Regions from separate parts of the Homo sapiens genome. Here all the other regions are linked to region 2. Evidence: chromatin contacts called from ENCODE Hi-C or POLR2A ChIA-PET data. All regions are on one chromosome and are shown on one strand. The core of a region is the stretch at or near the end of the contact, and the rest is flanking DNA. Distances in the headings are between cores, read along the strand shown. Region 1 holds the start of RP2 (RP2 activator of ARL3 GTPase). Region 2 overlaps MIR222HG (miR222/221 cluster host gene). Region 3 overlaps EFHC2 (EF-hand domain containing 2). Region 4 overlaps JADE3 (jade family PHD finger 3).

What was found. A loop is a pair of places that touch in the nucleus more often than their neighbours do. ChIA-PET counts read pairs that join two places held with the same protein, here RNA polymerase II (POLR2A). Pooled maps may share reads with other maps.
Region 1: a loop to region 2 is called in a map of CD8-positive, alpha-beta T cell, with 6 times the contacts of the local background. The contact joins the promoter of RP2 here to the enhancer-like site in region 2. A Hi-C loop is called at or near these places in 1 of 168 maps with a recorded cell type or tissue (CD8-positive, alpha-beta T cell), 2 of 37 single-sample maps with no recorded cell type and 5 of 50 pooled maps.
Region 3: a loop to region 2 is called in a map with no recorded cell type, with 4 times the contacts of the local background. The contact joins two enhancer-like sites. A Hi-C loop is called at or near these places in 1 of 37 single-sample maps with no recorded cell type and 3 of 50 pooled maps. POLR2A ChIA-PET finds 5 or more read pairs at or near these places in 1 of 52 experiments (activated naive CD4-positive, alpha-beta T cell).
Region 4: a loop to region 2 is called in a map with no recorded cell type, with 17 times the contacts of the local background. The contact joins two enhancer-like sites. A Hi-C loop is called at or near these places in 6 of 37 single-sample maps with no recorded cell type and 4 of 50 pooled maps.

Annotation. Positions count from the first base shown.
Region 1 is chrX:46,833,711-46,839,909 of GRCh38, forward strand. RP2 (RP2 activator of ARL3 GTPase) reads left to right here and starts at 3,333. Exons shown (of 5, transcript NM_006915.3): 1 at 3,333-3,492. The coding sequence starts at 3,391. RefSeq lists a silencer at 2,935-3,014 and an enhancer at 3,325-3,464.
Region 2 is chrX:45,754,240-45,760,278 of GRCh38, forward strand. MIR222HG (miR222/221 cluster host gene) reads right to left here. Exons shown (of 2, transcript NR_170290.1): 2 at 1-6,039. Among named protein-coding and RNA genes, the nearest start is that of MIR222, 10 kb to the left of the region's middle. Within about 2 kb of position 4,177, at least 12 of the 41 ENCODE cell types and tissues checked have a DNase peak (open chromatin) inside an H3K27ac peak, as active enhancers do; they include CD8-positive, alpha-beta T cell, where a contact is called at or near this core.
Region 3 is chrX:44,251,038-44,256,676 of GRCh38, forward strand. All of the region lies in intron 4 of EFHC2 (EF-hand domain containing 2), which reads right to left. Among named protein-coding and RNA genes, the nearest start is that of EFHC2, 90 kb to the right of the region's middle. RefSeq lists enhancers at 1,575-2,428, 2,429-3,281. Within about 2 kb of position 2,439, at least 14 of the 41 ENCODE cell types and tissues checked have a DNase peak (open chromatin) inside an H3K27ac peak, as active enhancers do.
Region 4 is chrX:46,963,869-46,969,574 of GRCh38, forward strand. All of the region lies in intron 1 of JADE3 (jade family PHD finger 3), which reads left to right. Among named protein-coding and RNA genes, the nearest start is that of JADE3, 54 kb to the left of the region's middle. Within about 2 kb of position 3,768, at least 2 of the 41 ENCODE cell types and tissues checked have a DNase peak (open chromatin) inside an H3K27ac peak, as active enhancers do.

The DNA of each region.
Region 1 (6,199 bases), core at 2,083-4,582, 1.1 Mb after region 2:
TCAGCCACTCTCATCGTGACCACAGATTCATCCCTTCACCTCTCTGGATCTCTGCCTCCTCTGCTACACTAAGTAGTGGTCATAGTTATATATTTATATCTGGTCACAGATGTTTTATAATCATAGACCATAGATTATAAATATAATAATAGATTATAAAATATCGAATGAGGGTCTTATCCAAAAACATCTTCACATAAAACTTTCATCTCACTCTGAAGGAGAAAAAGTGTGCACTGGGTAAAGACTCTATTGCCTAAGATCTGGAACTTAAATTTGCAGTAATTTCTAATACTTAAGCACATGTACTTTTCTTCCCGATTGTGCAATAAAGGACGGGAAGTAAAAAGGGGAACATTCTTTATGTTCAAATTAAGTCGGCCGGGCACTGTAGCTCACGCCTGTAATCCCAACATTTTGGGAGGCCGAGGTGGGTGGATCACCTGAGGTCAGGAGATCGAGACCAGCCTGGCCAACATGGTGAAACCCCGTCTCTACTAAAAATACAAAAATTAGCCAGGTGTGGTTTTGTGCGCCTGTAGCCCCAGCTACTCGGGAGGCTGAGGCAGGAGAATTGCTTGAACCTGGGAGGTGGAGGTTGCAGTGAGCTGAGATCATGTCATTGCACTCCAGCCTGGGTGATAAAGCGAGACTCTGTCTCAAAAAAAAAAAAAAAAAAAAAAGTCAGAGGCTCATTTAGGATACAAACTAGATGTGAATAAGTATGGGAAATTTAAAAGATAACCAAATTTGAACCTGAAGTGATCAGCATTTGATATCCTACTGAGATGTCAAAATACTGTTTCTCAGAGAAACTGACTTACCTTTCTTTTCTATTACATAGGCAATGCATGTGTATTGCAGTAAAATTCGACCCAAGTATAACAAATGTTTATATTTAGTGTATATATCTTTAAATATATTCTGACGAACCCTATGCCATTTGCTTAGAACAGATCTGATCGTTCATATGCAATGCTTATGTCCTCAACGAGGCTATAAACTCCATGAGGAGAACCCCTTTACCATAAATCCACATGCCTCCCACCCCCACAGTTTGGTCACTTTCTTTGGGAAGGGATGGGGGAAGTTTATAAATGCTTCCTTCACTAGCACCCATGCATGCATTCATTCATTTGACAAACGTTGTATTGAGCACCTAGTATGGACTTGGGCCAGGTGTAGGAGATTCAAAGGTACATCCCTCCCCTCAGCTTTCCTCCCCACTGCCTTTTTTTTTTTTTTTTTTTGAGACGGAGTCTTGCTCTGTCGCCCAGGCTGGAGTGGAGTGGCGCCATCTCGGCTCACTGCAACCTCCGCCTTCTGGGTTCAAGCTATTCTCCTGCCTCAGCCTCCCGAGTAGGTGGGACTACAGGCGCCCGCCACCATGCCCGGTTAATTTTTGTATTTTTAGTAGAGATGAGGTTTCACCATATTGGCCAGGCTGGTCTCGAACTCCTGACCTTGTGATCCGCCCGCCTTGGCTTCCCAAAGTGCTGGGATTACAGGCGTGAGCCACCGTGCCCGCCCCCCCCGGCTCTGGTTTTTTTTTTTTTTTTTTTTTTTAGACAGAGTCTCCCTCTGTCGCCCAGGCTGGAGTGCAGCGGCGCCATCTTGGCTCACTGCAACCTCCACCTCCTGGGTTCAAGCAATTCTCCTGCCTCAGCCTCCCGAGTAGCTGGGACTACAGGCACACGCCACTACGCCCGGCTAATTTTTGTATTTTTAGTAGAGACGGGGTTTCACCAGACGGGGTTTCACTGTGTTGAGCAGGATGGTCTCGATCTCCTGACCTCATGATCCTACCGCCTCGGCCTCCCAAAGTGCTGGGATGACAGCCGTGAGCCACCGCGCCCGGCCCTGCATGCCCTTTATGACATACCTTTTAGGCCAGGCGCGGTGGCTCATGCCTGTCATCCCAGCACTTTGGGAGGCCGAGGCGGGCAGATCACCTGAGGTCAGGAGATCGAGACCAGCCTGCCCAACATGGTGAAACCCCGTCTCTACTAAAAATACAAAAATTAGCCGGGCGTAGTGGCAGGCGCCTGCAGTCCCAGCTACTCTGGAGGCTGAGGCAGGATAATCACTTGAACCCGGGAGGCGGAGGTTGCAGTGAGCCGAGATGGCACTGCTGCACTCCAGCCTGGGCGACAAGAGCAAAAACTCCATCAAAAAAAAAAAAAAAAAAAAAAGATATACCTTTTTGATCTCAAGAAAGTCACAGTTCAAATAGGGAAACAATACACAATTAACTATTTTACTAAGTACTTGTGCAATTTTAGAGCCATATGTGAAAGTCTTAAGAAAACACAGAAGCAGCCTGGGGTGCGGTGGGTCCTGCCTGTAATCCCAGCACCTTGAGAGGCTGAGGCAGGATGATCGCTTGGGCCCAGGAGTTCAAGACCAGCCTGGGCGACATAGCAAGACCCCATTTCTACAAAAGTAAAAAAAAAAAAAAATAGGTGGGCATGGTGGTGCTTGCTTGTAGTTCCAGCTACTCAGGAAGGAGGCTGAGGCAGGAGGATCGCTTGAGCCCAGGAAGTCAAGGTTGCAAAGTTGCAAGGTTGCAGTGAGTTATGATTGTGCCACTGCAGCCTGAGTGACATAGCGAGACCCTGTGAAAGAAAAAGAAAGAAAGAAAGAAAGAAAGAAAGAAAGAAAGAAAGAAAGAAAGAAAGAAAGAAAGAAAGAGCACAGAAGAGGATTGGGAGGTTATGGGGTACAATTCTTGAGGGGGTGACCCTGGCCAGGCGATGAGAGGGCGGTAGGAAGGGTGATGAGGGGAGAAGAGGATTTAGAAATACAAATTTCAGGGTCTTCTTGTGTCAGCGGGAATTTCTGTCCCTCACAACTTTCATCATAAGATAAATCTAATGTTCAACTAGAGATCTCTCCCGCGCCTTGAACTTGCAAATTTATGAATCAGGGGCAAAAAAAACCCGGATACCGAGCCTGGCCTCCCACCAGCTAGAGAACCCACCAAGTTCCAGGAGGGGCGGGGCCGAGGGCGGTCCGTGCCACAGCTGTGGGCGGGGTTGTCCGTGCTTGCGCCAGAGCCGGCCCGCCCCGCCGCCAGGGGCTGTCGCAGGAGCCAGGCGTGGATTGGTATGTGGGTATGTCGGCCTCTCTTCATAGGCCGCGCAGGATTGCTCGAGAGGCTTTGATTGGCTCAACAGGCGCTGAGCGTTCATTGGCTGCGCTGGGTCGTCAGGGCGACGAAAAAGGGGAAGGGGTGCTGGGCCTGGCGGGCAAACTAAGGCTGCGGACCGTTGGGCGGTTCCGCGGGGCGTTGTCCGGAGAGCTGCGAGGCCGGGGTTCCCAGGGTTCACGCCACACTCTAGGAAGTGCCTGAGCTAGTGAGCTGGCCAACGAGCTCCGCGGGCTGGGACCATGGGCTGCTTCTTCTCCAAGAGACGGAAGGCTGACAAGGAGTCGCGGCCCGAGAACGAGGAGGAGCGGCCAAAGCAGTACAGCTGGGATCAGCGCGAGAAGGTAATGAAAGTCGTGTAGCCGCCGTCTCAGCCTCCCTGAGCCGCTCCGCCAGGTCCCTTACGGCCCGGGACCGCTGAGGGGGCCGACCCAACTGCTGCCGCACTCTCTTGAACGCGGATAGCTGAAGTCGGGGTGCACGACTTTTTTGGGGAGCGGGGACGTGAAGTACAGCGCTAGAGAGGCCGCCCAGAGGGCTGTGGAGCTCCGGAAGGAGCCTTAGGAGTTTGTTGTCGTGGTAGACAGACTCCCCCGGGAGCTTTCTCTGACTCCGAACCCTGCCTTGCTCTGACTTCCTGTTGGAGATGATCGATTCGAGAGAGGGAAAGAGCCGAGAACGCCCTGAATCTCAAATCACCTCGTTTCACCCACCGGCAGCGTCAAGCGGGGTTTTGTCCAGTCGTCGAGTTACGTATATGGGACCGATTCTCATCTCTTCCGGGGCTTAATGTTCTGTGGCTGTTTTCTCTTTTGTCTGCCCTCCCCGGCAAATCTCTTTGGTGCCTCATGATATATTTCACTGCTGAATTTTCTCAATTACCAAGTGGACTGTTTAATGTACAGCTTTACTCCCCCTCCTCTTCCAGTTATCCGAAAGAAATAATGAATATCGCATCAGTCTTGGAATGTGTATTAAGACTGTAAGGTGAAAATAAGCGGCATAAACCAGGCAGTATTTTACTGCTGGTTTAAATGAATGAAAACGCCCTTATTTTTATTTTTGTATATAGCCAGAAACGAAAAACCTTTGAAAACCTCCATTAGTCTTACACAAAACACACTCGGTCATACATTTCATAATAGTTCCTCTTTCTACATAGTTCTCCATTTGTGCTTACTAAACTACTTTGATGGACTTATCAATTATTTCTCCCAAACAAAATGAGAGATTTTTCAAATGGGTATTATGAACAGTTAACTCTTTGCTTAAGGCAACATATCTTTACCCAAGATTACTTTATAATAAATGTATTAACGTTTTGGAATCACAGACCTTTCTGCATGATTTCCAATCCCCAGCAGAATGTATTCAGGTAAGCTCTGGTCTCTAAGAGTCAGAGTTAGGAAATTGAAAGCTTTTTGCAGCTTTTCTCAGCCCCGTCTTTCTGCCCCTACTTCTCATACACACCCTTCTTGGGTCACATGGTACCTTTATTCTCTGTTAGTCATACTCGATAGTAGCATTTTATAATGTAGGGGAAGAAAGTACTATGCTTTCTATTTCACAAGAAGATTGCACCTGCCATTTAAAGTTATCTGATGGGCGGTTTTTAAAAGATATTGTTTTCCTCAGCCTTTGGCTTTCTAACAATGTTCTTTTAGCTTGAATTGTCTGCCTTAGAGAAAGTTGCATATTTCATTTTTATTTTAGTTTTTTCTTTTGAACTCAGGCTAAATCTAAACTAAATAAAATGCCTTTTTTATTTATAGTAGTCTTGGCTGCCTATGACTCATCGTTTCACAATAAATTGTTTTACAGTTAATGTTTATTAACATAATATTCAGGTTAGTTAGGACTTCTCATGTTAATCCTTCTTTTAGATAAGTGTGTGTGTCCTGTGATTTTTTTTCTTCTTTTGCCCATTGGCTAAGTAAATGCATTGAGAAATATAACATTGGACACCAACATCTAAGCTTTTTCCCCACAAATGAGTGTGTAATAAACTTTCAATTGTAGAAACTGTTTTGAGCTTACAGAGAACCTTTTTTTTTGAGAACACTACTAAGTTCTGTAGTTGTAGAGTTGTAAGAGATGTTATTGGATATATAAAATAAGCTCATGCTTCTGAGTGTGTGTATAATAAAAGTTAAAATCTTGATCAACTCAGCCAATCAAAATGAGAATTTCTAACCAAATGAGCATTCTGAAAAAAACCCCAGTTTTAAAATATTTTGGACTGTTGAAGAGAATTACCAGCTTACATTTTGAGACAATGCAGATACCACATTTCCCAACATAGCTTTTTCTTTTTAGTTTTTTTTTCTTTTGGAATTACTAGGAATTCTTTCTAAGTTGCCTCATTTTGATAGCTTGTTAAATTTTATACAATTTAAAATATTTTTTTCTAGGGCCAGGCATGGTGACTCATGCCTGTAATCCCAGGACTTTGGGAGGCCAAGGCTGGTGGCTCTCTTGAGCCCAGGAGTTCCAGACCAGCCTGGGCAATATGGCGAAACCTCATTCCTACTAAAAATACAAAAATTAGTGGGGCATGGTGGTGCACACCTGTAGTCCCAGCTACTCAGTAGGCTGAGGTGGGAGGATCACCTGAGCCTGGGACTTAGAGGCTGCAATGAGTCATGATCGGGCCACTGCCCTCCAGCTTGGGCAACAGAGTGAGACCCTGTTTCCAAAAAAAAAAAATAAATAAATAAAATATTTTTTCCTAGTTCCTTGCCTCCCGTGAGGTTAATTTGGGCTAGTGTGCAAATGTTCTGTATTAGTCCAATGATACGTTTACTGAGCATGGCCTTGCTTGCTCCTAGAAGATTTCAGTTGTACCTTAAAAGGAACAGATTGCAAATACAGCCCAGAGAACATAAATGAGATATGATGCATGCATATTAATAGAAATGATTTATATTAAAAGTTTAGGCTTCTGGAATGTGGTTATGGATTATAGCATATACAGTTTTAAAGTTATATCAGACAATTACCATTCAACTTGTAAGACTTTTACATGTAAAAACAAAATGGGTTGCCTGAAAA
Region 2 (6,039 bases), core at 2,927-5,426:
GATAGTCTAAATGTCCCACGTAGATGTGACAAGCCAGGAATGATCCCAATTTACCTAGCTCCAGAATTGCCTGATCTTCTTCTTGACTCAATGCCCCCAACCTCACATTCATCCCCTTGCTTCCCATTTCTAGCTAGTAGGTAACAGCACTGAGCCCGTTCAAATTTCTCACAGACAGTCTCTATTCATTCTGACATTATCTCTCCAGTAAGTCCTACTCTGGTTATCAAACTTTCTGTAGTCTGGAGAACAAACAAATCCCTAATATGGTCATTCTTTTCATGCTGAGAGATCAAACTCATCCTATTACTGGGATCAGTAATAGTAAATGCAACCCTGACACCGACAGGAGAGAGTCGTCAGGTACATTACCACTTTTCTTCACAGCTGCCCCTATGAATGCCATGAAGGACCACGGAATTAGGGATGGAATAAATTCGAGGATTTGATGAAAAACAAAACAAAAAAATAGGGCTCCCTTTGATTGTCATCCTTAGACAAAATTTGATACTCTTTGCACTACCATATGATTATATCCCCTGATTTTCTAAGATTAAAGTCCATTAGAGTTAGAAATTGGAACTCTCAAGCCGAAGTCAAGAAAACAAATCATGTCTGGTTTTAGAGGTGCCAGAATGATACAATGGACTTTGGAGACTTCGGGGAAAGGGTGGGAGGCGGGTGAGGGATAAAATACTACAAATTGGGGCTGCGCGTGGTGGCTCACGCCTGTAATCCCAGCACTTTGGGAGGACAAGGTGGGCGGATCACAAGGTCAGGAGCTCGAGACCATCCTGGTTAACACGGTGAAACCCCGTCTCTACTAAAAATACAAAAAATTAGCCGAGTGTGGTGGCGGGTGCCTGTAGTCCCAGCTACTCAGGAGGCTGAGGCAGGAGAATGGCATGAACCCGGGAGGCGGAGCTTGCAGTGAGCCGAGATTGCACCCCTGCACTCCTGCCTGGGTGACAGAGTGAGACTTGTCTCAAAAAAAAAAAAAACTAAAAATTGGGTACAGTGTATACTGCTCGGGTGATGGGTACACCCAAATCTCACAAATCACCACTGAAAAACTTACTCATGTAACCAAACACCACCTGTTCCCCCAAAACCAACAGAAATTTTAAAAAATTTAATTTAATTTAAAAGAAATCAATATATGAAAAAAGAAAAAAAAAAAAAAAAAAAAGAAGTGCCAGTCGGGACAGACAGAGAACTCTCAGGAAAACTGCTCATTTTGCCAATACATCAAATAGTTATTTAAAAAAAAAACAAAACATTTTCTAAAGTGTGTTAGAGGGCTAGTGAAGAGAGAAGGCCATCGAAAATGATGAAGAATAAGGAGGAGAGATGTACAGGCAACACAACCAAGGAGAAAAGGAGGATGCCAGACATGGGTCAATCTTGTTAGCTAAGTAAACCTCAATGGTATCTGCCTCTAAGCTCTGTTTGGTGAGTCTCTGGGACCCAACTAATGATGGTTTAGTGTCCTTTAAAGAAGAATTTAAAATAATCCAGTACATAGGATTTCTTATTGTGCAACTTTCCAATTCTGAAGGAAGCTATAGGGCAACTAATGTTAACTAAACTGCTATGTCTCCCTGTTGGGTTTGCAAAGCCACTCAGTACTGTGTGATCAGTAACCCAGGAACAAAGAGGGCAGTCACACAGTAACATCAACACCCACTGGGTACACAGAGTTGCCCACTTTTCATGACTCTTCCACGTGTAAGGGTCACAAACTTGGGAAGCTGGTGGCTGTGTTATTACCCATTTAGAAACGGGGAAACAGAGGATTAGAGGGAATTATCATCTTGAACATCTCATATTTTTAAAAAGGAACTCTAATAACTACCTGACAAATTGGTGAGTGAAGAGTCTTAGCCAAACACTCAATGACAATAGTTTGAGGAAGAAGCAAAGTGTAGTAGTTAGAATGGTGATTTCTGAGCAAGAAGATGGGGGCTCTGTATTCCTGGCCAAGTAGCTTGGCTTCTCTGGGTCTCAGTTTGCTGCCAAAGCAAACGAGGATAATACTGATCCTACCTGTAATAGGACCATTGAAAGGATTTCACAGGATGAGGTTTATGAAAATACTTTATAGTTAATAATTCTACATCATATACCTGAAATTTGCTAAGAGAGAAAAATCTTAAAACGTTCTCACCACAAAAGATAACTATGTGAGGTGATACATACGCTAATTAGCTTGATTGTGGTAATCCTTTCACAATGTATACATATACCAAAACATCATATTGCACACTGTGAATATATACAATTTATTTGTCAATTATACCTCAATACAGCTGGAAATACATAAATTTTCATGCACTGTGTAAATATGAGAGATTTATTTCTCCAACAATGATAGAATCTGAAAGTGGGGATTTTCATGTCTTATCTTTGCAATCTGAACACAGCAACTTTGGATGTCTTAGCCACATTGCACGGTAGACTGCTACAGTAAGTTTGTTTAAGTGCTAATGCTTAGAAGTCGGGCAGGCAGCTGGAACCACCATGCTGGAAAAGATACTTCCTGAACCACTTGTTCAAATGCTTTGTAAACAAAAGGGACTAAAGAGATCCCATTTATTATGTTCACTGTTTAACTTTGGTTTCTCATCTGTACTAGAAGGTCGTATTTCTGTCCTCAAACCATTAAAACTCTATCAGGTTCCCCCCTCCCCCCAAGAAATGCTGATTTTGCCAAATAAGGGCATTTTAAAGCCTTCCATCTACTATAACAATGATTTCTTATTTTAAGTTTTTTTTAAGAATTAAGGAATAACTGACATACGATAAACTGCACATATTCAAATTGTATAATTTGATAAGTTTTGACATATATACACCCATGAAACCATCAACACAAGACAGAAATTATCCACCAGCCCGGAAGTTTTCTCGGGCCTTTTTGTAACCCCTTTCTTGCCACCCCCATCTCCCCTACCCCAGGTAACCACTGATCTGCTTTCACATTTTCCAGAATTCTGTATACATGGAATCATATGATATGACTCTCATGGGTTAGGGTCATCCATGTTATTGAAGGTATCAATAGTTCATTCCTTCTTATTATTGAGTAGTATCCATCATACAGATACACCACAATTTGTTTATCCATTTACCTGTTGATAGACATTAGGATTGTTTCCAGCTTTTAGCTATTACTAATAAAACTACTATGCATATTCACGTACGAGTCTTCAGGTGAGCACATGCTTTCTTTTCTCTGGGAGTGAAACAGCTGAATCATATGATAGGTGTATGTTTGACATGTTTGTATCATTTTACATGAGAGTTCTAAATCCTACACATCCTTACCAACAGTTGGCATGGCTGGCTTCTTAAATTTTAGCCATTCAGATAGGTGTGTAGCAGTACCTCACTGTGGTTTTGACTTGTGTTTCACTAATGACATTGAAAAGATTTTTTCTTGTGCTTATCTGCCATTTGCGTATCTTCTGTGGTGAAGTGTCTGTTCAAATCGTTTACCCATTTTTAAATTTTGTTTTCTTATTATTGAAAATGCCATCAGTTTTAATGAGTGGAGCAAGACTGGTAACTGAGAACTGCAACAAAATTTTACAATTCATGATACCCAAGAGGATAAAAAAATTCACAAAGATTATTTTCCAAAACTTGTGTGGAGCGAAAATATTCTCCAAATGTTATGACAAATCTGAACTTCTTTTAAAGCTTGAAAAGGATTTAATGATATTTTATCAGTATTGCTGCTAAGTCTGCACAGGTTCAGACTATTAGTAAACCAAATAAGCATATTTCGATGTACTCTATCGGTACCCAAACCATCTTAACCTCTCCTTCGTGCATTAGTTCAATTACCCAAGCATCTATCCCTAAGCCACATTTCACACTTTGCACTAATTATACTCTAATCCCATAGATTCCATTTTACTAATTATTTCTTATGTCAAATTTGTGCCCACATTCAAAAGGTGATGAAGGCCAAAACCTCTATCGCATTTTTTTATGTCAACAGTAACAGATAAAATGTGATCTACAAGCATGAAGATGAATTCTCCTTTCCGATCCATAGAGAATGCTAGATTTGAGGGCACCTACAGGCTTTGAGGAAAAGCAGGCCCCATTCGGTTGTGTAGAGCCATCGGTTCGTAGCTCAATTGTTACAGTTGATGTGGGTTTCCTTTTAGATGTCTGGAAAATGACTCTGCTGACCACATCCACATTCTGAAATACTTTTTGAGAACTTGTAACCAAACTGCAGGAACTGACTCATTTTGCAGTGCCCAGCCACCACACAATTGTTCCAGAACAGACTCAAGTCAAAGGGAAAAATATGAAGGTCTTAGAACACAGACAGCAAGTTGTCTACTTATATGGGGGGACAACCGGGGGAAATCCCAGAGCACATGGGGCAAAACGGCTCAAGCCCCGGACCAATCTTAGAGGAAGGACCAAACAGAACTCACCACTTCGTGGACAACACATGTGTTTTCCTCAAAGCAAGGGGGTCAGAGGCTGGTAGAAAAAGAAACTTAATGTCTATCTCTTAGACACTAATCTACACTTAGAAAGTAGATTCAGTAGAGAAATGTCTGCAGAAGACTCGGGTTAGATGTTGTCTTGAAAGTCCATTCCTGAATTCCTTGTACTCCCAGCTCCTCTGAGATGGGATGCTCAGTAAGTCAGGAGTATGCCCCTTGTCTTACAGGAGATAAGCCAGCAGGGACAGCATGTCCAAGATGCTAGGCAGAACTGAGGCTGACACTTGAGCTTAGGACCAGAAATTCTCTGGCTCCCCTGGGGCTTCTGTACATCCTCTCCTGGTCCATTTTTACATCTTTCTCTTAATTCCCAATGTGTCTCACCCAAGGGGGTCAGTTTCCCCATGATGTCCCAAATCTTTCTCCCTCTCTCAATGCAGACTTCTTACCTAAGGGGAGGATGAAGAGGAGCAAACTAAGCTCTCCTCCACACAACACTCTATGTTCCCAAATTACTCATTTCTCTACCCCACAAGTGAAACTGATTTAGTCAGTCAGTTTCAGCCAAAGGCGGTGAGGAAATCCGGTCTTGTTGAACTAAACTATAAATGACAAAACCAATAATAACTCTTTTCTGCAGGTGGGTCCCTTGCTAAAAGAATATGAGGGTTAACCCAACCCAAATCTATCATTGACTAATAGAAAGGCTATGTGATAAGAATTAGGTATAGAGTCTCAGGCAGTATTTCAAGTAAGATAAACCTGGACGACACCTATAAAAGGCTATCAAGCCCCTTTCTAAGCCCTGTATGTTGTCGATATAATTACATATACATTTTATGTCTGTTCTCACCCGTGCAATGTCTCTTAACATGTAAACTCCCAGATGACAGAACTTGCCCATTTCCTTAGATTTAGTAAGGGGCATTTAGTATCCGAGTATAATAGTGAAGTAATGACAGGGGGCTGCAATCAAATTATGGCAATCAACTCTACCTTTAAGAAATTACAAAAATGTTTTTAACACAACTTTACAAGAGAAAAGGTACATAAAACAATTTTACCCTTCCCACCTGGCCAATTGCCTTTATTTTTCCACACTCTCTTTGTACCTCCAATAAAATAAGTACTGTATAACAAGACTTCTTAACCTGTACCAAACAGTAAGTTTTCATACAGAATTTTAAAAAGGAGCTTATCATCTGACTGAACATAAAACTAAGAATTATTTTAAAATGAAAGCACTTTAAACATGGATTTAAAATCCCTTCAGTTCAAAATTCTAAACTGCTTGTTACTGAGTGCAAAAATCAGCAAAGATATGCCTTATGGAAGATGAGTTTTTGGCAAATTTAAATCAAATCAAAACATTCCACAGTTAGACATTCAGGTACCCCACATCTCTCTGAGGAGTAGATGTGATAGGAAGAATTGCCCACTTTGCGCTTTTTAGCTGTAATTGTGCTTCAAATAGTTCAACTTTATCTATCTTTGCTAAGGTTTTCATAGCATAATAATTTAAATTACAAAAGTAGCATTTTACTGCAAGAAGGCCTTACACGGCTTG
Region 3 (5,639 bases), core at 1,189-3,688, 1.5 Mb before region 2:
ACCATCCTGACTAACACGGTGAAACCCCGTCTCTACTAAAAATACAAAAAAATTAGCCGGGCGTGGTGGCAGGCACCTGTAGTCCCAGCTACTCGGGAGGCTGAGGCAGGAGAATGGTGTGAACCCAGTAGGTGGAGCTTGCAGTGAGCAGAGATCGCGCCACTGCACTCCAGCCCGGGCGACAGAGTGAGACTCCATCTCAAAAAAAAAAAAAAAAAAAAAAAAAAAGAATAGAGACAAACAAGTTTGAGGAAGTTTTTCATATTAAACATTAATACACTAAACTATACTTCTGGCCAGGCGGGGTGGCTCACACCTGTAATCTCAGCACCTTGGGAGGCCACAGTGGGTCGATCACTTGAGGCCAGGAGTTTGAGACCAGCCTGGCTGTCTCTACTAAAAATGCAAAAAAGTTTAGCCAGGTCCGGTGGCAGGTGCCAGTAATCCCAGCTACTCAGGAGGCTGAGGCAGGAGGATCCCTTGAACCTGGGAGGCAGAGGTTGCAGTGAGCCGAGATTGTGTCACTGCACTCCAGCCTGGGTGACAGAGCAATACTCTGTAAAAAAAAAAAAAAAAAAAAAAAAAAAAAAAAAAAAAAAAAAAAAAAAAGATTAAAAAAAGAAAAAACTATACTTCTTTAATATTTTTTAAAACTGACTTTTCAAAAAGATTTAAAATTCTTATTTAAGAACAGACAAAACTAATCTACGGTGACAGAAATCAGAACAGTAATTGCCTCTGGGTAGGGAATTTGACCAGAAATGGGGAGAAAGGAACTTTCTGAGGTGGTAAAAATATTCTACATCTCGATTTTTGTGTTGGTTACTCAATTGCACACATTTTACAAAACTTGTTGACCTATATACTTAAGATTTATATGTTTGACTCCGTATTAATTATATCTCAACCAAATACATAATTTGTCTTTTCACTGGGAAATTCATATGTGTTCATAATTCTTACTCATTCAAAGATTTTTGTGAAGGTAAAAGGGAAGAAATATATTCACTGTTTTATTTCAGCTCAAAAAGCTTTAGGTATCAAGGATAAGAATGCCCCGGAGAAACAGGAGCACAGCAAATGGAGAAGGTCTTAAGGTCTGCAGAGCCTCTGCCTCGGCTGTCCTCTGTCCCAGGAACCACTAGTTAGTTCCATAGTCTTCTTGATGCAACTCTTCCCTCTATTTGCACTTTCGCAGCCCTGTCGTGGAGTTAAACTGCCCCCATTTCATCTGATGTAACCAAATAGGACTGTTATATAAGGAAGTGCACACTGACAAGGGAGATGTTATCCCAAATCAGGTTATACAATCTTTTTGTAAATTTTTGAAATTTCTATCTGTCGAGGGCAGTCTAGGTGCAGTCTTAACCCAAGACAGTGGGGAGACATGATGGCTTTCCAAAGACTCTTCAGTCTTATCTCTGATATTTAAATGAAATTATGGGACCACTATTTCAATTGATTGAAAAATGTTTCTTTGGCATTATGAGGCCTCTAAGAAAAGCATTATTGATAATATATGGGATTCTTTTCAGTCTAAGTTAAATTGTTTAATTTTAACTTTACAGTTCAAGACAGCAAACACTGCAGAAGTAAATGTATGAAAGTCAATATAGAAGCCTCTTATTAAACTCCTAATTTCCCAAAGATTACTATATTTATTGAAGAATTTTCTCCCTGAGGGAATAAATGCTAAAATGATGTTCCTACTCTGAAAGGAAATTATTTAAAACATTTCTTAGCTGTTCTTGGTATTTATTCTCAATTCCTGGCACAAAAGATCTTTTTCTGGGGGTGGCTGGCAAGATGGCCGAATAGGAACAGCTCTGGTCTGCAGCTCCCAGCGAGATCAATGCAAAAGGAGGGTGATTTCTGCATTTCCAACTGAGGTATCCGGCTCATCTCATTGGGACTGCTTAGACAGTAGGTGCAGCCCACGGAGGGCGAGCTGAAGCAGGGTGGGGCATCGCCTCACCCGGGAAGCACAAGGGGTCAGGGAACTCCCTCCCCTAGCCAAGGGAAGCCGTGAGGGACCGTGCTGTGAGGAACAGTGTACTCTGGCCCAGATACTATGCTTTTCCCATGGTCTTTGCAACCCTCAGACCAGGAGATTCCCTCAAGTGCCTACACCACCAGGGCCCTAGGTTTCAAGCACAAAACTGGGCAGCTGTTTGGGCAGACACCAAGCTAGCTGCAGTTTTTTTTTTTTTTCATACCCCAGTGGCGCCTGGAACACCAGTGAGACAGAACTGCTCACTCCCCTGGAAAGGAGGTGGAAGCCAGGGAGCCAAGTGGTCTAGCTCAGTGGATCCCCCCAGCAAGCTAAGACCGATGGCTTGAAATTCTCGCTGCCAGCACAGCAGTCTGAAGTCGATCTGGGACGCTGGAGCTTGGTGGGGGGAGGGGCGTCCCCCATTACTGAGGCTTGTGTAGGCGGTTTTCCCCTCACAGTGTAAACAAAGCTGCCAGGAAGTTGTAACTGGGCGGAGTCCACCACAGCTCAGCAATGATTTTGTAGCCAGACTACCTCTCTAGATTCCTCCTCTCTGGGTAAGGCATCTATGAAAGAAAGGCAGCAGCCCCAGTCACAGGCTTATAGATAAAACTCCCATCTTCCTGGGACACAGAACATGGGGGAAGGGGTGGCTGTGGGCACAGCTTCAGCAGACTTAAACGTTCCTCCTGCCAGCTCTAAAGAGAGCAGCAGACCTCCCAGCACAGTGCTCGAGCTCTGCTAAAGGACAGATTGCCTCCTCAAGTGTGTCCCTGACCCCTGTGCCTCCTGCTAGGAGACACCTCCCAGCAGGGGTTGACACCTCTTAAAGGAGACCTCCGACTGGCATCTGGAGGGTGCCCCTCTGGGACGAAGCTTCCAGAGGAAGGAACAGGTAGCAATCTTTGCTGTTCTGCAGCCTCCACTGGTGATACCAAGGCAAACAAGGTCTGGATTGGACTTCCAGGAAACTCCAGCAGACCTGCAGCAGAGAAGCCTGACTATTAGAAGGAAAACTAACAAACAGAAAGGAATAGCATCAACATCAACAAAAAGGATGTCCAAATGAAAACTCCATCCGAAGGTCAACAACATCAAAGACCAAAGGTAGATAAATCCACAAAGATGAAGAAAAACCAGCACAAAAAGGCTGAAAATTCCAAAAAACCAGAACACCTCTTCTCCTCCGAAGGATCACAACTCCTCGCCAGCAAGAGAACAAAACTGGACGGAGAATGAGTTTGATGAATTGACAGAAGTAGGCTTCAGAAGGTGGGTAATAACTAACTCCTCTGAGCTAAAGGAGCATGTTTTAACCCAATGCAAGGAAGCTAAGAACCTTGAAAAAAGGTTAGAGGAATTGCTAACTAGAATAACCAGTTTAGAGAAGAACATAAATGACCTGATGGAGCTGAAAAACACAGCACGAGAGCTTTGTGAAGCATACACAAGTATCAATAGCTGAATCGATTAAGCAGAAGAAAGGATATCAGAGATGGAAGATCAACTTAATGAAATAAAGCGTGAAGACAAGATTAGAGAAGAAAGAATGAAAAGGAACAAACAAAGCCTCCAAGAAATACGGGACTATGTGAAAAGACCAAACGTACGTTTGATTGGTGTACCTGAAAGTGATAGGGAGAATGGAACCAAGTTGGAAAACACACTTCAGCATATTATCCAGGAGAACTTCCCCAACCTAGCAAGACAGGCCAACATTCAAATTTAGGAAATACAGAGGAAACCACAAAGATACTTCTCAAGAAGAGCAACCCCAAGACACATAATTGTCAGATTCACCAAGGTTGAAATGAAGGAAAAAGTGTCAAGGGCAGCCAGAGAGAAAGGTCGGGTTACCCACAAAGGGAAGCCCATCAGACTAACAGGAGACCTCTCTGCAGAAACCCTACAAGCCACAAGAGAGTGGGGGCCAATATTCAACATCCTTAAAGAAAAGAATTTTCAACCCAGAATTTCATATCCAGCCAAACTAAGCTTCACAAGCAAGGGGGAAATAAAATCCTTTACAGATAAGCAAATGCTGAAAGATTTTGTCATCACCAGGCCTGCCTTACAAGAGCTCCTGAAGGAAGCACTAAATGTGGAAAGGAAAAATCAGTACCAGCTGCTGCAAAAACATACCAAATTATAAAGACCATTGATGCTATGAAGAAACTGCATCAATTAATGGGCAAAATAATCAGCTAGCATCATAATGACAGGATCAAATTCACACATAACAATATTAACCTTAAATGTAAACAGGCTAAATGTCCCAATTAAAAGACACAGACTGGCAAATTGGATAAAGGGTCAAGACACATCAGTGTGCTGTATTCAGGAGACCCATCTCACATGCAAAGACACACATAAGCTCAAAATAAAGGGAGGGAGGAATATTTACCAAAAAAATGGAAAGCAAAAAAAAGCAGGGGTTTCTATCCTAGTCTCTGATAAAACAGACTTTAAACCAACAAAGATCAAAAAAGACAAAGAAGGGCATTTCATAATGGTAAAGAGATCAATGCAACAAGAAGAGCCAACTATACTAAATATATATGCACCCAATACAGGAGCACCCAGATTCATAAAGCAAGTCCTTAGAGACCTACAGAGAGATTTAGACTCCCACACAATAATAATGAAAGACTTTAACACCCCACTGTCAATATTAGACAGATCAACGAGACAGAAAATTAACAAGGATATTCAGGACTTGAACTCAGCTCTGGACCAAGTGGACCTAATAGACATCTACAGAACTCTCCACCCCAAATCAACAGAGTATACATTCTTCTCAGCACCACATCACATTTATTCTAAAGTTGACCACATAATGGGAAGTAAAACACTCCTCAGCAAATGCAAAAGAACGGAAATCATAACAAACAGTCTCTCAGACCACAGAGCAATCAACTTAGAACTCAGGATTAAGAAACTCACTCAAAACCGCACAATTGCATGCAAACTGAACAACCTGCTCCTGAATGACTACTGGGTAAATAACAAAATTAAGGCAGAAATAAATAAGTTCTTTGAAACAAATGACAACAAAGACACAACATACCAGAATCTCTGGGACACAACTAAAGCAGTGTTTAGAGGCAAATTTATATATTTAGTGCTTATAAGCACTAAATGCCCACAGGAGAAAGTGAGAAAGATCTAAAATCAACACACTAACATCACAATTAAAAGAACTAGAGAAGCAAGAGCAAATAAATTCAAAAGCTAGCAGAAGGCAAAAAATAACTAAGATCAGAGTGGAACTGAAGGAGATAGAGACACAAAAAACCCTTCAAAAAATCAAAGAATCCAGGAGGTGGTTTTTTGAAAAGATCAACAAAATAGATAGACTGCTAGCCAGACTAATAAAGAAAAAAAGTGAGAAGAATCAAATGGACACAATAAAAAACGATAAACAGGATATCACCACTGATCCCACAGAAATACAAACTACCATCAGAGAATATTATAAACACCTCTATGCAGAAAATCTAGAAGAAATAGATAAATTCCTGGACACATACACCCTCCCAAGACTAACCCAGGAAGAAGTCAAATCCCTGAATAGACCAACCAATAACAAGTTCTGAAATTGAGGCAGTAATTAATAGCCTACCAACCAAAAACAGCCCAGGACCAG
Region 4 (5,706 bases), core at 2,518-5,017, 1.2 Mb after region 2:
AGCCAGTCCAGATTCAAGGAGCATCCATAAGGAAAGGGCATGGATAAAGAATTGGGGCCATTTTTGCTATCTATCACACAGATACAAATTACTCTTTTTTAAGGCACCAGTCTACTCCTATAACACTTAAAAACACATGTGTTCTATGTGTTTGGAATTAAAGACTGACCAGAAGCAAATAGGAAAGTATTAAAATTGTTCACATGTCATGACCCTGATGATGGTCCTCTTGTGAAGCTAAATTGTTTTGAAGCTTGGATGCTCTGAGACCTGGATGTGTATCACATTTTAAATCAGTCATTAATCCTGGATCCTTGCAATAAAATGATGTGAAACCCATAAATGAAGGTTTAAAACACAGCTGCAAATTTTTTTATTCTCTTCTCCTCGGGAGGTAGGATCTGTGCCTCCTTCCACTTAAATCTGGGTGAGCTTGTGACTACTTCAATACAATAGAGTATGAGACTTCTGAGGCTAAATCATAAAAGGCAATCTGCCTTGTTCATTGGAACACTCATACTAGGACTCCTGAGCTGCCATGTAAGAAGTTTGACTATTGAGAAGCCACCTATGCCAGAGAGGCCTTAGATAGGCACTCTGGAGGTAGTCTCTGCTAAGCCCAGCCATCCCAGTCAAAGATGCCAGATGAGTGAAGACGTCTCCAGATGATCCAGCTGTTTGAATCTTCCCAACTGAGGTCCCATACATTGTGGAGTAGAAAAAAGTCATCACTGCTGTGCCTATCTGAATTCCTGACCCACAAAATTCATGAAGTGATAAAGTGGTGGTGGTTTTATGCCACTAAATTTTGCAGTTGTTTGTTGCACAACAGTCAGTAACTGGAACAGCATAAGTGAATGGTCATGGGTGTGTTCCAATAAAAGTTTATGGACACTGAAATATGAATTTCACATAATTTTTATATGTCACAAAATATTTTTTAAATTGTTTTCAACCATTTAAAAATGTAAAAACCATTCTTAGCCTCCAGGCCATACTAAAAATAAGCAGTATGCTAGATTTGGCCCATGGGCTGTAGTTTGCTGACCCCGATCTAAAAGGTTGTGTAATAGTCATAAAATTTAAACTTGAGGGCTTCTCGTCAAGATGGCTCTGATTTCATACTTTAAATTCATATCTCCTTTCTTTAAAAGTGATAATAAAGTAAAAAATTAGACATATCTGTGGTCAAGAAAGTATAAATCTCTGGACCAGAAACAGATCAGACAATAAGTGAGGATTATTAGTTACAGGCCTATAGTTATGGACATTCTGGACTCTTAGGTCCAGAAAAAGGTAGAGATGGCTGGGAATTGTATTTCTGTAGATAATGGGATTAAAACATTCAGTGAATGGAGGAAATGATCCCTGACTGTGAAGTCAGAGATTGCCCATGAACAGAGACAGTAAAAAGATGTTGCTTCTGTTCAGAGTGGCAGGCAGGAGAGCAGAGAGAGACTTAGGACCAGGGACAAATGTATTATTGGCTCACTGTCTAAATCTGGAAGATTTTCAAAGAGATAAAGGAAGAATAACATCCATTACAAAATTTTTAAAGTCCAGTCCATACCTGGTAGGAACTCATTCTCGGAGATTTGATAATATTAGTGGTTAAAAATACTTTAAGTTAGTGATGGTACTATACACAGGCCACTCTGAGAGCATACTGCTGTTGATTGTCAAAGTGTGGGTGAGTCATAGTAGGGGAGGCATCCTAGAAGAGATTTGCTGTGCCTTATAAGGATAAGGCTCCTGTTTGCTGAGCCTTATAAGAATTAGTTTATATGTTTTAAAAGTGAGGAAGCAAGAAGAGGGTCCTCCTGGGAGAAGGGATGGTATAAAGCCTAGAGGTAGGAACTGCAGAGGTTCAGCATTGTTTGAGCATAAAACTGGGGCAGAATGTGGTGAGGGATAAAGCTGCAGAAGTAGACATGGCTTGATTGTGGAGGGCTGTGTTGGCCTTGATGAGGACCTTAATAAAGATCCTAGGAGCAAAGGACAGCCATTGAAATCTCTTGACCGTGGAGGCACATGATCCAATTTGTGTTTTAGATAGGTCTCTGGCAGTTGGGTGGAGGGTAAATTTGGGGACAACAAGATTAGGACTTTTAAAGCCAGTTAGGAAACTGCTCTTGCATTCTAGGTTTGAGGAAATAGATAGGTCCTAAACTAAGAAAATGACAGCTGAGATGGGAAAGGAACATTGATTTGGAAGATTATTTTAGAGGTTAACTGACAGGGCTTAATAATTGATTGGATGTTCCAGGGTAAGATATAGGAAAGAGTTCAGAGATTTTTCTAGATTTTGTGATGGCATAGAGGAAGGTGCCAACTGAGACCAGTTAGAAGGTAGGAAGAACTAGTGGAAAACAGAACATAGTTTCCTCAGTGTTGATCGTCTTCCAGCTTGATGTATCTGGTTGTCAGGACTTTTTTCTTTTTGTTGATGTATCTTTCCTATTCTTTCTTCCTTCCTTCTTTGCTTTGCTTTTCCCTCCTACCTTCCTGTCTCTTTCGCCTTTCCTTTCTATCTCCAGCTCTGGACCAGAGGACCTTGTTTTGGGAGCCATAAGCATGTGGGTAGGGCACTTCAGGGAACCACCATCACCTACAAGATGGTTAGAGGAAGAAAAAAAGTGTTAGCAACACAGGGAACTTGAAAAAAGCTTCTGGAAGCCAAAGGAGTAGTTTCAAGAAGGCCAGAGTGATCAGCGTGTCAAATGCAGCATACAGATACTTAAAGATGAGGGTTGGGAAGTATGCACATTTTTCCAAGAATTCTGGTGAGATAGAAGCAATTAAGGAGAGATTGAGAGTAAGGAAGGAGTTACAGACTGTAAACTACTTTTTGAGGAGTTTGCAAGAGAAGGCAAAGAAAGAAAGAAAGTGGATATTAGCTAGAGAAAAATGAAGTAGGGTCAAGAGATGGTTTGGGAATAAAGGTAGAGAGGTTGGAACCTGTTAACAGAAAGAAATCCAGCATAAAGGCAGAATTTGGAAGTTAAAAGGCAGATTTTTTCTGTTCATAGAAAATCATCCATATGTTTAGAGCTGTCTAGACATTAGAATAAATTGCTTGTTAGATAGTGAGCTCCTGGTCACTGGAGTAGTCAAGCAGAGCTTAGCTGTTTTCTGGTCAACTGTGTAGAAAGATACATTGGTGAGTGCCTTCAGGAGTTTTAGCCTGTGTTCAATTCCTAACAGTTTTCCCAAAGTTGCTTTAAGCATTATAAGTTAATGAGTTATTCTGTGGATCTGCCTTGCCTGGCAGCTCTCTAGAGATTTGTGGAATCACTAGACCAAGTTAATTTATTTGCCTTTGATCTTGAAGGATGAAATTAAACTGCAGATTTTCAGATAACAAAATATTGAGGCTTAGGGTCCAGGAAAGTTTCATCACATTGAACAATCAATCATGCTGTAGGCTCACAGGTATTTTTTTGACAAGATGGTCACTTTCCACACACAGCAACAAAGAGTCTTTGTTTCAAAATTTTGAGTTTAATTTTTTATCTGTCCATTTTTGTAAAATGGCGTTAACTCAGAATAATTAAAATAGGGCTAAGATAATAGGAGAAATGAATAGAAAGGAAAAACCTGCTTTCTTCTGTGTTTCATATTCCTATCTGGATGTTTTTGGTTTTCTAGGGCCAAGGGGAGGTAATTAGGTTCCATCCATGACTTAGATCTTTTAGTGATCTCTTTCGTTAACATTTAAAACAATTCAGGGGTAACTTGTTGTTTTGTCTCAAATGACTCAGGTACTGTTTCCAAATCTGGCTTCCTGGGGCGGCTACTGGAGCATGAACAGCAAAAATGACTGAACTCAACTAATTCTCAGAAAGCCATATTTTAGTCAGTACTTTCCAGCTTTCTCACTCATCATTGCTTTTACAGAACTAACAAGTGTTGTAACTAACTGATTAGCCTTTTATTTCTTCTCGAGTTACACATTTTAAATTCTGTTAACCTTTCAGAATGCTAATAAGTAGTGAAATGACTAAAATCCAGGCAGGGAGACTAGAAAATGCAAGGACTGAGAAAACAGCTCCCCGCTCCCAAGGCAAAACCAGGAATACCAGGTGTGGTGAATATTTATCTTTTGAGGAAAAATAGATATACTTCCTTGTTACAAAGTGACTTGCTTTCTTCTGGGCCCACAGATAGGGGGTCAGCCTCCCAATTATCCCCAGGCTTGTAAGTTTTACCCGTTTCTTAGCCTGTTTGTTTCCTCACTCTGGAAGAGTACAGTAAGTGAAAATCTCACAAAATGATAGGTTGATTCTTTCTCTTTCTCAAATTAATACTTTCCAGATATGTAGGAACATTAATAAACTGCTCTTTTTATCATATACTTGCTTTTTTAATAGTTAATTTTTAAATTTTGAGTTAATTTTTTATTTTGAGTTAAGAGATTTTGAGATAATAAATTTAGACAGGAGTTGCAAAAATAGTGCAGAGAGCAAACTTCCCATTCCAGACAGGATGGAGTAGACACATTTCAGTCTATTCCAATTCAAAGTAATGATACAGTGAGTTTAAAGGTAAATGGAAAATTAACCAGGCACAGTAGTGCACACCTGTAGTCCTAGCTACCTGGGAGGCTGAGGCAGGAGGATTGCTTGAGCCCAGGAATTGGAGGTTATGGTGAGCTACGATTGTGCCACTGCACTCCAGCCTGTGTGACAGAGCAAGACCGTATCTCAAAATAAAAAGTAAATGGATGGAAAAAAAATATCATGCAAACACCAATCAAAAGAAAACTGGAGTGGCTATACTAATATCAGATAATTAGATATCACAGCAAAGAAAATTACCAGGGACTAAAAGAATGATACAAAGGGTCGATCCACCAAGAAGGCATAGCAATTTTAAATGTGTATGCACCACATAACAGAGCTTCAAAGAACACAAAGCAAAACCCAACAGACCTGAATTGAGAAATAGACAAACCCAAACCCACAATTATGCTTGAGAATGTTAATACCCCTCTTTCAGTAATTGATAGAACCAGTAGACAGAAAATCAGCAAAGATATAGAAGAAATAACACCACCAGTCAACCAGATTTAATTGACATTTATAGAATGCTTCACCCAACAACAGCATAATATACTTACTTTTCAAGTGCACAAGCAACATTCACCAAGGTTGACTACATCCCAGGTCATAAAACAAACCTCAACAAATGGAAAAGAAGTGAAATCATATAGAGTATATTCTCAGACCATAATAGAATCAAAGTAGAAATCAAAAACAGAAAGACGGCTGGGTGTGGTGGCTCACGCCTCTAATCCTAGCACTTTGGGAGGCCAAGGCGGACAGATCACTTAAGGTCAGGAGTTCGAGACCAGCCTGGCCAACATGGTGAAATCCCCTCTCTACTAAAAATACAAAAATCAGCCGGGCGTGGTGGCACATGCCTGTAATCCCAGCTGCTCAGGAGGCTGAGGCACGAGAATTGCTTTAACCCAGGAGGCGGAGGTTGCAGTGAGCTGAGATCGTGCCACTGCACTCCAGCCTGGGCAACAGAGTGAGACTCTGTCTCAAAAAAGGAAAAAAACAAAACAAAACAGAAAGACTACAAGAAGTTCTCCAAACACTTGGAAACTAAGCGTCACACTTCTCATCAGTACAGTGGCTTGAATGCCTGAATGTAGATGAAAATATACCATATCAAAACTCGTGGCAGGGCGCAGTGGCTCAC